3 separate regions of the Homo sapiens genome follow, and all the other regions are linked to region 1. The links are chromatin contacts, found by Hi-C or POLR2A ChIA-PET in ENCODE. All regions are on one chromosome and are shown on one strand. Each heading gives the region's core, a stretch centred on a gene start or an enhancer-like site at or near the end of the contact. The rest is flanking DNA. Distances are from core to core; before and after follow the strand shown.

The links. Hi-C counts contacts between places; a loop is a spot of excess contacts on that map. ChIA-PET counts read pairs that join two places held with the same protein, here RNA polymerase II (POLR2A). Pooled maps may share reads with other maps.
Region 2: a map of GM12878 shows a loop between it and region 1 (2.9-fold over the local background). The contact joins the promoter of LINC01258 here to the promoter of LINC02278 in region 1. A Hi-C loop is called at or near these places in 5 of 168 maps with a recorded cell type or tissue (CD4-positive, alpha-beta T cell, GM12878 and naive thymus-derived CD4-positive, alpha-beta T cell), 15 of 37 single-sample maps with no recorded cell type and 13 of 50 pooled maps. POLR2A ChIA-PET finds 5 or more read pairs at or near these places in 9 of 52 experiments (CD4-positive, alpha-beta T cell, CD8-positive, alpha-beta T cell, HCT116 and 5 more).
Region 3: a map of IMR-90 shows a loop between it and region 1 (2.1-fold over the local background). The contact joins the enhancer-like site here to the promoter of LINC02278 in region 1. A Hi-C loop is called at or near these places in 4 of 168 maps with a recorded cell type or tissue (CD14-positive monocyte, IMR-90, cardiac septum and 1 more) and 7 of 50 pooled maps. POLR2A ChIA-PET finds 5 or more read pairs at or near these places in 4 of 52 experiments (CD8-positive, alpha-beta T cell, GM12878, activated CD4-positive, alpha-beta memory T cell and 1 more).

The regions. Positions count from the first base shown.
Region 1 is chr4:38,562,228-38,566,680 of GRCh38, forward strand. LINC02278 (long intergenic non-protein coding RNA 2278) reads left to right here and starts at 1,776. Exons shown (of 3, transcript NR_146991.1): 1 at 1,776-1,889.
Region 2 is chr4:38,521,071-38,525,523 of GRCh38, forward strand. It overlaps LINC01258 (long intergenic non-protein coding RNA 1258), which reads right to left and starts at 2,110. Exons shown (of 8, transcript NR_110951.1): 1 at 2,033-2,110. RefSeq lists an enhancer at 3,284-3,333.
Region 3 is chr4:38,599,492-38,603,944 of GRCh38, forward strand. It overlaps KLF3-AS1 (KLF3 antisense RNA 1), which reads right to left. Exons shown (of 16, transcript NR_171644.1): 14 at 2,818-3,002; 15 at 2,375-2,558; 16 at 1-2,151. Among named protein-coding and RNA genes, the nearest start is that of LINC02278, 38 kb to the left of the region's middle. Within about 2 kb of position 1,965, at least 4 of the 41 ENCODE cell types and tissues checked have a DNase peak (open chromatin) inside an H3K27ac peak, as active enhancers do; they include CD14-positive monocyte, where a contact is called at or near this core.

The sequences.
Region 1 (4,453 bases), core at 526-3,025:
GCATGAGCCAATGCCCATGGCAATTAAGGCTACAACCTAGAGGCCTAAAGGTTGGACCAGTAGCATCCAAGCCTTGCAGATGCTATACCAAGTGGGAGGGGTAGAATGGATGCTGGAGAGTAAACCACAATCCACCACAAGCCAGGACCTGAATTCATAGCTTATGGCTCTAAATCCTAGGGGTTTTTTTCCTATACATTACATGTTGTTGTTCTTCACTTGTAGATCTTATGACTCCAAGTAAAGCTGCTATTTTTGCCTATAAATGTGCCTTAAAAGGCCCTCAGGTGACCAGATGTCTTTTCCAGCTGCTGCACACCAACACTGGACATTTCTTTGTGTGTGCTGCCATGATCTGTGAAGTCTTCTGCTTTTTTGGTTATTTCTCTAACTCATGTTCCTCTAGATTCTTTTGCCCCATTCATTTTTGTTTCAAATACATTTTTGTCTCTTTGTGTCAGAGCCCAACCAGGAAGACAGAAATCATTCCGAATATTTAAAACAGAGGAAAGTTAATGCAATGAGATGAAAGAAACTTAAAAGCCAAACAAGGGATGGTGAGGCAATCCAGAGACCAGCAGCAGCAGGAAGTTGCCGCCACTCCTAGGCTGGAGGGACAAAGGGAGGAGGTGATGCTAGCAGAGCCCAGGGACTGGGATTACCCAGAGGAAGCTGGAACCATGACAGACTTCCTGTGCAAACTGGAGTCGTGGAAGAGAGGGAGCAGCTGCCAGAGATACTACCCCAGGACAGAGGGAGAGGGAAAAATACCCTGACGTCTTCCTTCCTCCTGCTCATCAAACTCCCACCAGAGCCTCCCATTAGCCAAACTCAGCTAGAAGCCAGCTAACACAGGGCCCTGAGAACTGCAGCCGGGAGGGGTCAAGCCCCTCCCACAATACAGAACAGGGGAAGGAAGGGTGAGGATCTCACATCACACAGTCCAGAACCAGCTATATTTGCATGACAAATGTCATACATGTTCACTGTGGAAGTTTCAGAAAATACAGATATGCAAAAATAAAAAGGTAAAAATCATGTTCTATTAGTTCTGAAGAGGTAAGATCCAATCAGCCAGTCCCAGGGTACTGCTGAATGCTACCTGTTTCTCATTAATGATTGAGCAAGCCATGTTCTAGTCTTCTCCCTATCAATAGGCCAAGCACTCTAGCAGTTTGACATTTTGTTATACACACTCTGAGAAATTCAATTTCTCCCTTCTATTAAGTCAAAAGTAAAAAAACCAAAACCAAAAAAAAAAAAACCCCAGATTTTAGAAAGGTTGTTAAGAAAAACTTTATTTCTTCTAGGAACCTGTTTTTGCTTTTTTTCCCAGGTAACATGTGCCATATGATTTATCAGGTTTTCTCTTTTTGCCCAGGCTACTAGGAAACTCAGAGATACATCTCATGCTCCAGACCAGCAACTTTAACCCTTTGGGTAGGCGTGTGCTTCTTCCCTCTTCTGCATGTTCCAAATTGTATTTTATCATATCAACTCTATTATGCATGTGTGTGTGTGTGTGAAGAAGACAGGGATGAATATAGCCACAGAAGGGAGAAGACCTTGAGTTATTGCCCCAGAGAGTTGCTGGGCATCACTTGCCCTGTCCAACTTTGTCCACTCTATGCCAGCTGCCCAGCACTGGGAGAGTCATCTGCCACAGTAGAACAGACTTTTCTGTCACCCTCCTCAACAGCAGATGGCCGCTCTGCACTCATCCGTGTCATACATCATTGCTGAGTGAGACACCACCAACCACTGTGCAAATCACTAAGCGTCTTTGCCTCCAACTCTGTGGTAGGCTGGGAATTATGCCTGCGCACTCAAATCCACTCTATTTCAATAATTTTTCAGCTAAGGGGGCTCAACTGAGCATCGTGACAATGGTAAGGGGTGGAGCTAGGGGCTGTCAGTGGGATTATGGTTAGATTTTTAATTAGATGGGGCATTTTAATTAGGTTGGGCAAAAGCTTTTTCAAGGAGGTGAAAGCATTGTCTCCTCCGGCGAGCACGTCTCTGGCTTATTTAGCTTCCTTGATTCACAAGTTAGTCCCTCTTGAAGTGTTTTTCTTGTACTTTGTTTATTTGAGGCTGATAGTCTGGGCATGGGGCCCAGTTTAATATAATTTTTACTGTTGCTACCACATCCCAAATTCTATTGAGATGGTTGTTATCATTGTTGTTAAGACACCTTACAGTGTCAATTACCAAGGCCAGGTGTACTCCCATACTCCCCCCACCCCAGCGCACCCCTTTTCTTTTCTTTTTTTTTTTTTGAGACGGAGTCTCGCTCTGTTGCCCAGGCTGGAGTGCAGTGGCGCGATCTCAGCTCACTGCAAGCTCCGCCTCCCGGGTTCACGCCATTCTCCTGCCTCAGCCTCCCGAGTAGCTGGGACTACAGGAATCCGCCACCACGCCCGGCTCATTTTTTGTATTTTTAGTAGAGACGGGGTTTCACCATGTTAGCCAGGATGGTCTCGATCTCCTGACTTCGTGATCCTCCCGCCTTGGCCTCCCAAAGTGCTGGGATTACAGACATGAGCCCCTCCGCCCGGCCCCCTTTTCTACTTCACCTATTAGAAATGAAGCTGATGCTTACTCCCGTGCCATTGAGACAATGTGCGTTTGTGACTCTGTAGCATAGCAAAGTAGATATTTGGTAATTATCTGGATAATTTGATTGCGATAGGGAAATAGTTCCAATCACTTAGGTCCTAGAGTTTATCTGTGAGTCTAAAGAACATGAAATCTCCCCCCACATTGCTTATAATTTCCTCTGAGTTCTATAAATACATAGGATGCTTTTACAGCAAATTTCCCTCCCTAATTATGTTTTACATAATCTAATACATTCATATTAGTTTGCCTCCTCTAAGCATATAGCAGCCAAAAGATACCTTGGCTGGAAGGCTAGAGAGGGAAACTGACCACAGTGCATCATCAGTGTAGAGTTAACAGCTGACAATAATAATATAGATTCAGCACTGACAAAAGAAAGGAAATAGTGCAACATTTGGTTTGAAAAGTGTGTGTGTGTGTGCGCGCGCGTGCGTGTGTCTGTGTGTGTTCCAGTGTTCCATTTGGGTCAGACCCTTAGCATGACTTTAGAATGCAGGCGTTTAAGGTGAGGGATTGTAATAATAACCCACTTCAGGAGTGTGGACATTAGCCAATAGACATGCACCTCTGGCTTCCCGCCAAGACCTGAGGTGGAGCCCAGGCCTGGGCTTGTCCACAAGGTTCATGTCTTCAGCAGATACAGTCTTGCTGCAAAGTTGTACTGCACTAACAATGAGACTCACTGGAAAAATAAATAAAATGCTTTAAATGTTTAAATGCATTTCCAAGTATTCATCTTCCAAATATTTAGACCCTGAGCCAATTTGGGCCAAGAGCCCAAGCTTCCTGTACATGCAGGATGGTTCCAGCAATCTCCTGAAGATCAGCAAATATGTAACAACTTAAAATATCATCCTCTCAGAGCCAAAAGAATAATTCCCTAGGTATTGCTCCAGGAAATCAACTTGCTGTCTCTGTCCGAAGTCCTCCTTCATAATGTCTGTAGGAACACATTAGTTTTAGTAACTTTAGTAACTTCTTACAAAGGCCTCCATGAGACCATGGTCTGTGTCCGCTGTGAGACTCCAATATAAACAGGAGTGGGAAAGGAGATTTGAGAGTAGAGACGTGTAGGATGAAAAGGGAAAAGGGAAGAGAGAGAGGTGCAGAAAGAACAAACAGCCTATTGAGGATATTGGTAGCCATAGAAGGTTTTGATGCCTGCACCAAGTCTCGAAGGGTAAGTCTGAGTAAACCAAGGTTGTTTGGTTTTGTTTTGTTTTGTTTGCTTTTTTACCAGAGGGGAGGGGTGTTGGAAAACGACTTCCTTTTGCATTTAAATTTCTCTAAATTCAGTAGTCAGGTAATTTATTCTCCTTTTTCCAGCCATATCCATACTAAAACATTTTATTTTCCTTTTTCTTTCTAAGCCACCACAGCAAAAAGAAAAAAAAATCATAGCACTGCCAAGGAATTTATCTACTTCTAAAGTTCAGCAATCATATCTTTATCTAGGAAGCTCCACAAAATAAAATAAATACTTTCCATGTAGATTTTGATTCTAGGGTACCTGTATTAGTGTTTTGTTCAGTCTTCCTCGTGGACTAAGTAGAACAGTGAAGTTGAATCTTACATGCACTCAACTTTTGTAAGTTCAATTATATACGAGACAGAGAGAGAGAGAGAGAGAATGAATGTTGGTCTTAAAAAGCATGTGCCCCAGAGTGAACATGAGAAATGAATCTATTGTGCCTGAACTGACTGCATGCTCATAGATAACTCACCATGCAGTCTCTTGCTTAAAATACACATTTCTCATATACATGACCCCAAAATTCAAGCAAACTGCTTCACTGATACTCAAACAAGAAAACAGCCCTGCTTTCCAATG
Region 2 (4,453 bases), core at 860-3,359, 41 kb before region 1:
ATAAGTGCCACATGGAACCTGGATGAGATCCAGAGGGAGAAAAAGGACATTAAATAGAAACTAAGGAAATGTGAGCAAACTATGGACTTTGGTTCGCAATAATGTATCAATACTGGTTTATTTGTCATAACAAACCCACCATAAGGAAGGTGATATTAGCAATGGGGTAAACTGGGTGACAGAGTGTACTGTACACGGGAACTCTATACTATCTTCTCAATTTTCCTGTGAATCTATCACTGTTCTAAAAAGTAAAGTTTATTAAAAAAAAAAAAAAAAGTTTGAGCTCTCACTTTCCCCTCCCCACATCTTATGTTTAGGGCCTGTTATGGGTTGAATTATTTACCCCCAAAATGCATATGTCCAAGTCCTAACACCTAGGACCTCAGTATGACTTTATTTGGAGGTGAGGTCTTTACAGAGGCAATCAAGTGAAAGTGGGGTCATTAGAGTGAGCCCTAATCCATTATGACTAGTGTCCTTATAAAAAAGAGCTATGCACAGAGGGAAGACACAGAGAGAAGATGGGCATCTACAAGGCCAAAGGGAGAGGCCTAGAACAAATCTTTCCTTCACAACCTGCAGAAGGACTCTGACAACATTTTGATCTGGTCTTCCAGACACCAGAACTGGGAGATGATAAATTTCTGTTGTTTAAGCCACCTGGTTCGTGGCATTTTGTTACGGCAGTCTTTGCACGCTAATAAAGGGGCCAAAGAGGAGGGGTTCAACTCATTTGCACCAGAGCAGAAGGATATAGGAGCTGGTGCTTTGAGTTGGAAGGGGCAAAGACCTAAACCATGTAAGCTGATTTCTCAGTGTTATGAAGCGGGGTGGAGGCTTGGAGTTTCTTTGAAATCCTTGCCCCACTTACACAGGGCTTCCCAGACATTGGGGTGTTATCATGGTTACATTCTGCAAGCTGCAGCCTCAAACCCTGGAAGAATGTCTGTGACAAAGCTTGCAGATAGTAAATCAGGCCACCAGGAAAGGAGATCCCCTGGATTTCGGTGTCCCAAAGGCACCAAGAAGGATAATGACCACAAGTGATGGAGAAGGGGCCAGCCGGACACGGTGGCTCACGCCTGTAATCCCAGCACTTTGGGAGGCTGAGGTGGGCAGATCACGAGGTCAGGAGATTGAGACCATCCTGGCTAACACGGTGAAACCCCATCTCTACTAAAAATACAAAAAATTAGCCAGGAGTGGTGGCAGGAACCTGTAGTACCAGCTACTTGGGAGGCTGAGGCAGGAGAATGGCATGAATCTGGGAGGCGGAGCTTGCAGTGAGCTGATATTGCACCACTGCACTCCAGCCTGGGCGACAGGCGAGATTCTGTCTCAAAAAAAAAAAAAAAAAGGGCCTCCTCTCTCATTTTTTAAGCACCACATAAGTCCCAAGGAGCGTGTTATTATAACCTTATGAAAGAGAATGGTTTCCCTAAAATGTAATTGTGATAAGATTTTTCAACCCTTAAAAGCAAAGGCTCAGACCCACAGTTAATTGAGAAATGTGACTTTTTTTTTTTTTTTATAGAGACGGGGACTTGTTATGTTGCCCAAGCTGGTCTTGAACTCCTGGCCTCTAGCAATCTTCCCACCTTGGCCTTTCAAAATGTTGGGATTATAGGAGTGAGCCAACACATCTGGCCAGAAATGTGACATTTTTGATCCAATGGTTGGGGTTCAAATTCAAGCTTGTTAAACAAATTAAGAAAATCAAAATCACCTATAACACGTCGTCTTATACCCATAACTTTCCAGAACACAGGTTGGCTCCTACAGATAATTTTACAATAGGCAGAATGCTAGCAACATTTTATGAGCTGTGGTATGCTTTCTCTAGGCTGTCTGTGATAGGTTGCCTTCATGGAGAGTCCAAAATCAAGACTGGGACAAGGGGGCTGTTGCTTAAGGCTTGAGCCAGATGTTGGATCTCCCCAGCAAGAGCATAGGTCATTTCTGGGACCTTCCCTTTCATCCTCACCAGAGTTCAACATCCACTCTGACAGGGAAAATGCAGAGGACCTACCATGAGCACATGAAATTCTGAAGCGTAACCCATCAGGCTTCTCCTCAGCCTGGCCCTCAAGACAACTAGGTCATCACTGATTCCAGATTCTCCTTATTCCAGACTCCACCCCCTGCAGTGTTCTACGTCTTCTGAAAGGGCCGGTGCAGGGCGCCCATGACTTGTCATTTTTCCTAGGTCAGCACATCCTTGTTCTCACCACTGGAAGTCAAGGCTGAAAAATCTGATTTGGTTCACCTGGCTTACTGGCACTATTTACTGGTGTGCACAGCAGATTTGATTTATGATAAGTCTGTTGAAAATGTCACTTTGGGGCTTTGAGGTGTGGTGGGGGTCGGGGGTGGATGCTGCATTTTGTTTTGGAAAAGAGGGCAGGACTTTTGCCTATGCTTTTCAAATAGGAGGAAAAATTAAGTTCACGGTTTGATTCCTAAAGAATCAAAAAGTGGAGCTAGATAAAAATCATACCAATAGGCAATTGGGAGATCCCAAGCCTTTTTCTTTTCCAGGAGAAACTTGAGTTTGAGTTTTCAAAATGAACGAAATATTTCCAAGGAAGTAAAAGTGGGCCTCCTTTGCCGGCCATCCCTCTTCCCCCATACCCTCTTCCTCTTTTCTCCTCCCTTCCTTCCCCTTTTCTTTTTTCATCTGCCCTTCAGTCACCATCTGTACTACTGTAGGAAATGGGAAAAAGACCTACGCTAAATCAGCATCCTACTCTACCTCTTACAAAGTCAGGAAAATATCTTTTTAAAAAAATGTTTGAAATTAATGCGCACCTATCCAGATCTCTGTTTGAACAAGGGCTGTCATTTCTGATAAAGGCACGGTTTTCCGAGATCGTGGAGAGCCCAAGTGTGGAGCTTTAAGAACCCTGACAACCACCAGTCTTGTTTCGGGTCATGAGTGCACCATTGGTTACCCTGATGTTGAGTCAGCATTCTCCAGACCACATAAAGGTCAGGTCTATCTTCACAAAGTGAAAGTGCTGAATTATATCGAAACCATAGAAAAAAAAATAAGCCAACCCTGCCTCGAGTCTCTAAGTCTCTGCTCCGACAGTTTTGTTTTTATCTGGAATTACAGTAAACTCATTTCGGCATGGTTGCGGCATGTGGTATTCTGAGTAACTGACTCTTCTACCTAATTGCAAGTTGCCACATACTCTCTACAGCCCTTCTTCCTTTCCCTGCGCCAGCTCCTCTGTCAGTTTCACCCGCTTGGCTGGGTCCAGACTTGTCTCCTTTTCTAGGTGGGGCAATAGATCAGTGGCCTGGGATACACCATGGTAGGTGGGACTTCAGAATTCAGGCACAGGCCAGGCGCACTGGCTTACACTTATAATTCCAGCACTTTGGGAGGCCAAGGCTGGCAGATCACTTGAGGTCAGGAGTTCAAGACCAGCCTGGCCAACATGGTGATACCTCACCTTACTAAAAATTCAAAAATTAGCTGGGCGTGGTGGCGGGTGCCTGTAATCCCAGCTACTCAAAAGGCTGAGGCAGGAGAATCGCTTGACTCCAGGAGGCGGTGGTTGCAGTAAGCCAAGATCGTGCCACTGCACTCCAGCCTGGGTGACAGGTCAACTCTGTCTCAAAAAAAAAAAAGAAGAGTTTAGGCACAAAGTCAACCAGAGTTGGACTGTGTGCATCCTGGGAGTCCTGGAGCCCCTTGGGGAACTCCTGCCCACCCTGTGTTGGGGGCAAAGAGTCAGGAAGGTTTGTGCTCAGATTCTGCCTCTGCTATGGCCTCTGATTACTCTGTGACCGCTGGCAAATTGTGACCTTACCTGTAAAGTGGGGACACTAATACCCCCTCACAGGACTGTTGAAAGAACTGGAGATGATGCATGTAAAATCATTTGGCACAGAGTAGGTGATCAGTGAATGTTGGTTCTTTTCTTGTGTCCTCATCCCCCACATCACAGCCTGCTCAATAATCCGGAGCCATGTCCCAATCTCTCTTCCTCCTTCTAGGATGGTCTCTCCCCGCCTTGGTGCCTATCTCCTCTGAAGGAGGGTGAGCTTCTCCTCCCACTGGGCTGTACAGCTCACCTGGCTGCACTGGCTGCTGAGCTTGGGGCCACAGATTAGTATCCTGGCTGGTTCCCAATGGCTGAATTACACTCACTAATGCCAATTGGTGCCGATGCTGGTCTTAACTTTGCCTGAGTATGCACTGTCCTTTGACCACTATGCCTCAGGCCACCGGGCCTCCTTCCCCAGCCTGGCCTCTGCAGCCCGAGCAGAGCCTCAGGTCACTCCCCATGCTCAGAGGAGCCCCGCATCTCATCTCCCTCGCTCCCTGCCCACCCACCTCCCTGCTGCAGTTCCTGCCTTTGTGCCAAGACCTGCTCCCGTTATGTCACGTGCCCTCCATGGATGGCTAATTTGCAAAGAATCAAAACTCAGAAAACGCATT
Region 3 (4,453 bases), core at 715-3,214, 37 kb after region 1:
CAAAGAAAGTGACCTCATGATGATGAAAATTAGATTTGTCAAGAACATACAACAATTCTAAATTTACATGTAACTAATAGCATAGATTCAAATTTTATTACTCTCTCTGAGATCTAATAGAATAATAAGACAAAAATCAGTTTACATTTACAGGAGTATACATTTGTAAACTTGACTTAATCGGTCTTCATAGAATACTGCACCCAACATCTGCAGAATACACACTTAGTTCATACACCAAAATTACAAAATGCTGGGCCATTAAGCAAGTCTCAACAAATTTCAAGAACTGAAATCAGAGTATGTTACCTGACCACAGGGGAATTGAGCTAGAAATCAATAACAAAACTATATTCACAAAGTAGCCATATGTTTGGAAGTTTCAAACTAACTTCTAACTTTACTTCTAACTAAACCTATAGATTCAGAGAGGAAATCACAGTGGGAAGTTAGAAAACATTTTGAACAGAATAATCATGAAAATATGACAAATCAAAATTCGTTTGATGTAGCTAAAGCTGTGCTAAAAGAAACTGTATGGCCTTGACCATCTCTAATCTGAGAGACAATGTCTTCAAAAAACCTATGGAAAATATTATACTTATTAAAGTAGTGCTCATTCTCATTAATAATCAGGTAAATGTAATTAATGCCTCAATGATATTTTATTACAAACTCACCAGAATGGCTAAAATTCAAAAGACTGACAATACCAAATGTTGAAGAGGATAATTACTGCCTATGCTGCTGGTGGAAATGTAAACTGGTGCAATCACTTTGGAAAATTGTTTGGTGGTATCTACTAAGCAGAAATATACGTGTGTGTGTATATATATATGTCTGTGTGTGCGCATGCACATACTTTTTCTATCAAAGGTTCTGCCCCTCATGTACCTCTAGGCTCACAAGGCAGAGATGTTAAATGCCTTGTGAGTCTCTAGGTGCACAGGGGGAACAGGACATTTGATAGAAAAAGTGAAGAGATTGTAATACTACAAGGCAGTCTTTGTAGTGCTTTGTCTTTTCTCCCTGGAGACTTTGAATAGAAAAATGTTGTGACTGAGTGTTTTAGAGGTGATTATCTGGGAGCCTTTAAGGTTTTGGTAAATGTCTTAGTCCCTTCAGGTTGCTATTAACAAAATATCTTAGACTCCGTCACTTATAAACAACAGAAATTTATTTATTTCTGACAGTTCTAGAGGCTGAGAAGTCCAAGGTCAAGGTGCCAACAGTGTCTGGTGAGAGCCACTTCCTCATAGACAGGGCTGTCTCACTGTGCCCTCACATGGTGAAAAGGAGCTAGCTAGCTCTCTGCAGTCTCTCCTATTTGACAGGGCACTAATCCCAATCATGCGGGCTGCACACTCATGACCCAGTCGCATCTGAAAAGGTCCCACCTCCTAATAGTATCAACTTGGGGGTTAGGATTTCAACACATGAATCTGGAGGGAACACATTCAGACCATAGCAGTCGGTGCTTTGAATACTGGGTCTAAAATCAGGTACTCTGAATATTGGCTCTACATTCAATGTCCTGCTTTTGTCTTTTCTAGTTGTGTGAATTTGGACAAATTACTTAACTTCCCTGGGGCTCATTTACAAAACGAAACAATGTAAGGCTGAAATTAGACCATCAAGGGGCCTAATTAGTGCATATATTAAGACATTTTCCCCTTCTCTCAAAGCAGGTATAGAGAAAAGGAGGTAGGATTTGCCTAAAAGAGGTTTAGGCAAGAGAGTCTCAAGGGATCTTTGAGGGTGCAAGAGGTATAAAAATAGAAAAGATGTCTAGGGTACAAGAGGAGATGAGTCACAAAAGCGAGTAAGAAACTAGGTATATGTGCTGAGGACAGAAGGGAAGGTTGACTGGGCAGTCCTCAGAGCTGCCAAATGAAGATTCTTTACATTATCCCTGACCAGCTATTACGGTCAAGTGGCTCTAGAAATAAGCAATGGAAATGTGCCAGGACAGGAAACCAGACAAGGCATTGCGTAACTCCTCCTGTGTGTGCACACACACCAGTAAGAGTGGGTTTTTCACTTCATCTGGCCTCCCATGGCATCCCGTATATTCCTCTATTTCAGCACCTGTCAGTGTCAGGCAATCAAGTCAATGGCATTTTGGTCCACCTCCCACTACACTATGAATTTCTGAAAAAAAAGGAAACAGCGTTTTATTCATCTTTGAGCCCTACCACCTAGCACAGTGAGTAGCATAAGAGACTCTCAATAAATGTTGACTTAACAAATAGATGAATAAAAGAATGAATGACATCGTTCTGCTTACAGAAATCAGAGCCCTGGACTGCACAGGCACTATGAAAAACCTGCTAAATGGAGCACCCTGAACCTCCCTCCCACAGTTCTCACCCACCTGACCCATAATGTCTCTTCCATCTGACTTGCTCCCACTTTGCCTCCTCCAAATTTCTTCCCAACCTTGCAGGGAGAAGCCCAGAGCCTGAGGGTACATGCCTTGGCTTCTCTTACTTCATCTAAAATATTCCATCAGTTGACTGATGTTAATTTGAATGTTGCTTCTGTTTTCTTCTTCAGATCTAGGTGAAACAAGATTTTTTTTTTCTCAGACAGGTTCTTGCTGTGTCACTCAGGCTGGAGTGCAGTGGTGTGATCACAGCTCACTGCAGCCTTGACCTCCCAGGCCCAAGCAATCGTCCCATCTCAGCCTCCCGAGTAGCTGAGACCACAGGCATGCACCAACACACTCTGCTAATTTTTGCATTTTTTTGTAGAAATGGGCTTTCACCACGTTGCCCAGGCTGCTCTTGAGCTCCTGGGCTCCAGTGATCCACCCACCTTGGCTCCCAAAGTGCAGGGATTACAGGCGTGAGCCACAGCGCCCAGTCTGCAACTAGATTCTTGATGGCGACTGTGACAAAATGATGTTGCCCTCCTCAAGCTCTGCCCCGGCCTTCATTCGTTGCTTCCAGACCAATAACTGGGGTTAGCTCTCAGGGTAGTCCAGGTAGAGAAATACAGACCTGGATGCAGAAGAAAACACCTTATGTTCAGAAAGAGCTGCAGGGCTTGGCTTGGTATCAGCGTGAACTAGAGGGACACAGTGGGGACTGTTTGGAAGGATGATAAATAGGAGAGGGAGGGAACTACTGACTCAGGAACTGTCTTGGAGGTAGTATCAATTTGTTTCTGAATGGTTCCTTGAGGCTTGGACATGATAATGCCTTACAGTAAGTTACAGGAAGAGGCTGCAGTGCCTTGGCAGAAAATTGAGGAAGGGGTCAGAATGCTCAGGGAGATAGGATTGTTCGAACAAACTTATTATGTGACACCTGGACTTCCTGGGAGGGTTCAGGGACATTGCCTTCAAATATATAAGTGAGGGGCAAGAACATCTATCGGTGTGGGGGTGACAACATCTTTGGGAAGCTTAGCAATGATTGTCCACTGTAGGCCAGCATAAGAATAGGTGATTCTGCCATTTAACTGGGCTCCATTTCAAAATAACAAAGACCAGGTGTCTGCTCTTAACCATCAGAGTCAAGATGAATATAAACCATAACAGCCAGCAAGGCCAGAGTGCTTCAGTCCACGAGTTTTTGGTGATGGCTAATAGAGCATGGTGTTCCTATGAGTGAGATAGACAAGCAGCCAATGAGGGTACTGCATGACTTGTATAACAATTTAAAAAATCAAGAGCTGTCAGGAAGGTTGATGGACCCACAGTTTCCAGATCCGAGCCAGTTCTCAGACCCCACAGGCTGCACCCTCTTGTGAAAGGATCCTGCAATGTCTCCCATACTAGTGAAGTGTTTAGGGGTTCAATGGTCTAAGGCATGTTGGGACATGCCCTGTAAGATAAAGAACAAGTTATTAGCCAGGTGCAGTGGCTCATGCCTGTAATCCCAGCACTTTGGGAGGCCAAGGCAGGTGGATCATGAGGTCAGGAGTTCCAGACCAGCCTGGCCACCATGGTGAAAACCCATGTCTACTAAAAATACAAAAAAAAAAAAAAAAAATTAGCCAGGCATGGTGGCACGTGCCTATAGTCCCAGCTACTCAGGAGCCTGAGGCAGGAGAATCACTTGAACCCGGGAGGCAGAGGTTGCAGTGAGCTGAGATCGCGCCACTGCACTCCCTCCTGGGAGACAGAGTGAGACTCTGTCTCAAAATAAATAAATAAATAAATAAAAATAAAACAAGTTATTACACCCTGTACTTACTAGGGCTGAGAAAGAGATACAGTGCTTAGTGAGCCTCTTTGGATTTTGGAGAACTATAAGCTGTATTGGGGAATACTTCTTCTACCAACGTGTTGAGTGACTTAAGAGGCTGTCAGTTTTGTGTGGGGCCCAGAACAGAGAGCTCTGGAGCAGATCCAAGCTGCCACGCAAGATGCCCTAGCTCATACGATCTGCTGATCCAATGATGCTAGAGGGATTTGTGACAGATAGGGATGCCATGTAGAGTGTTT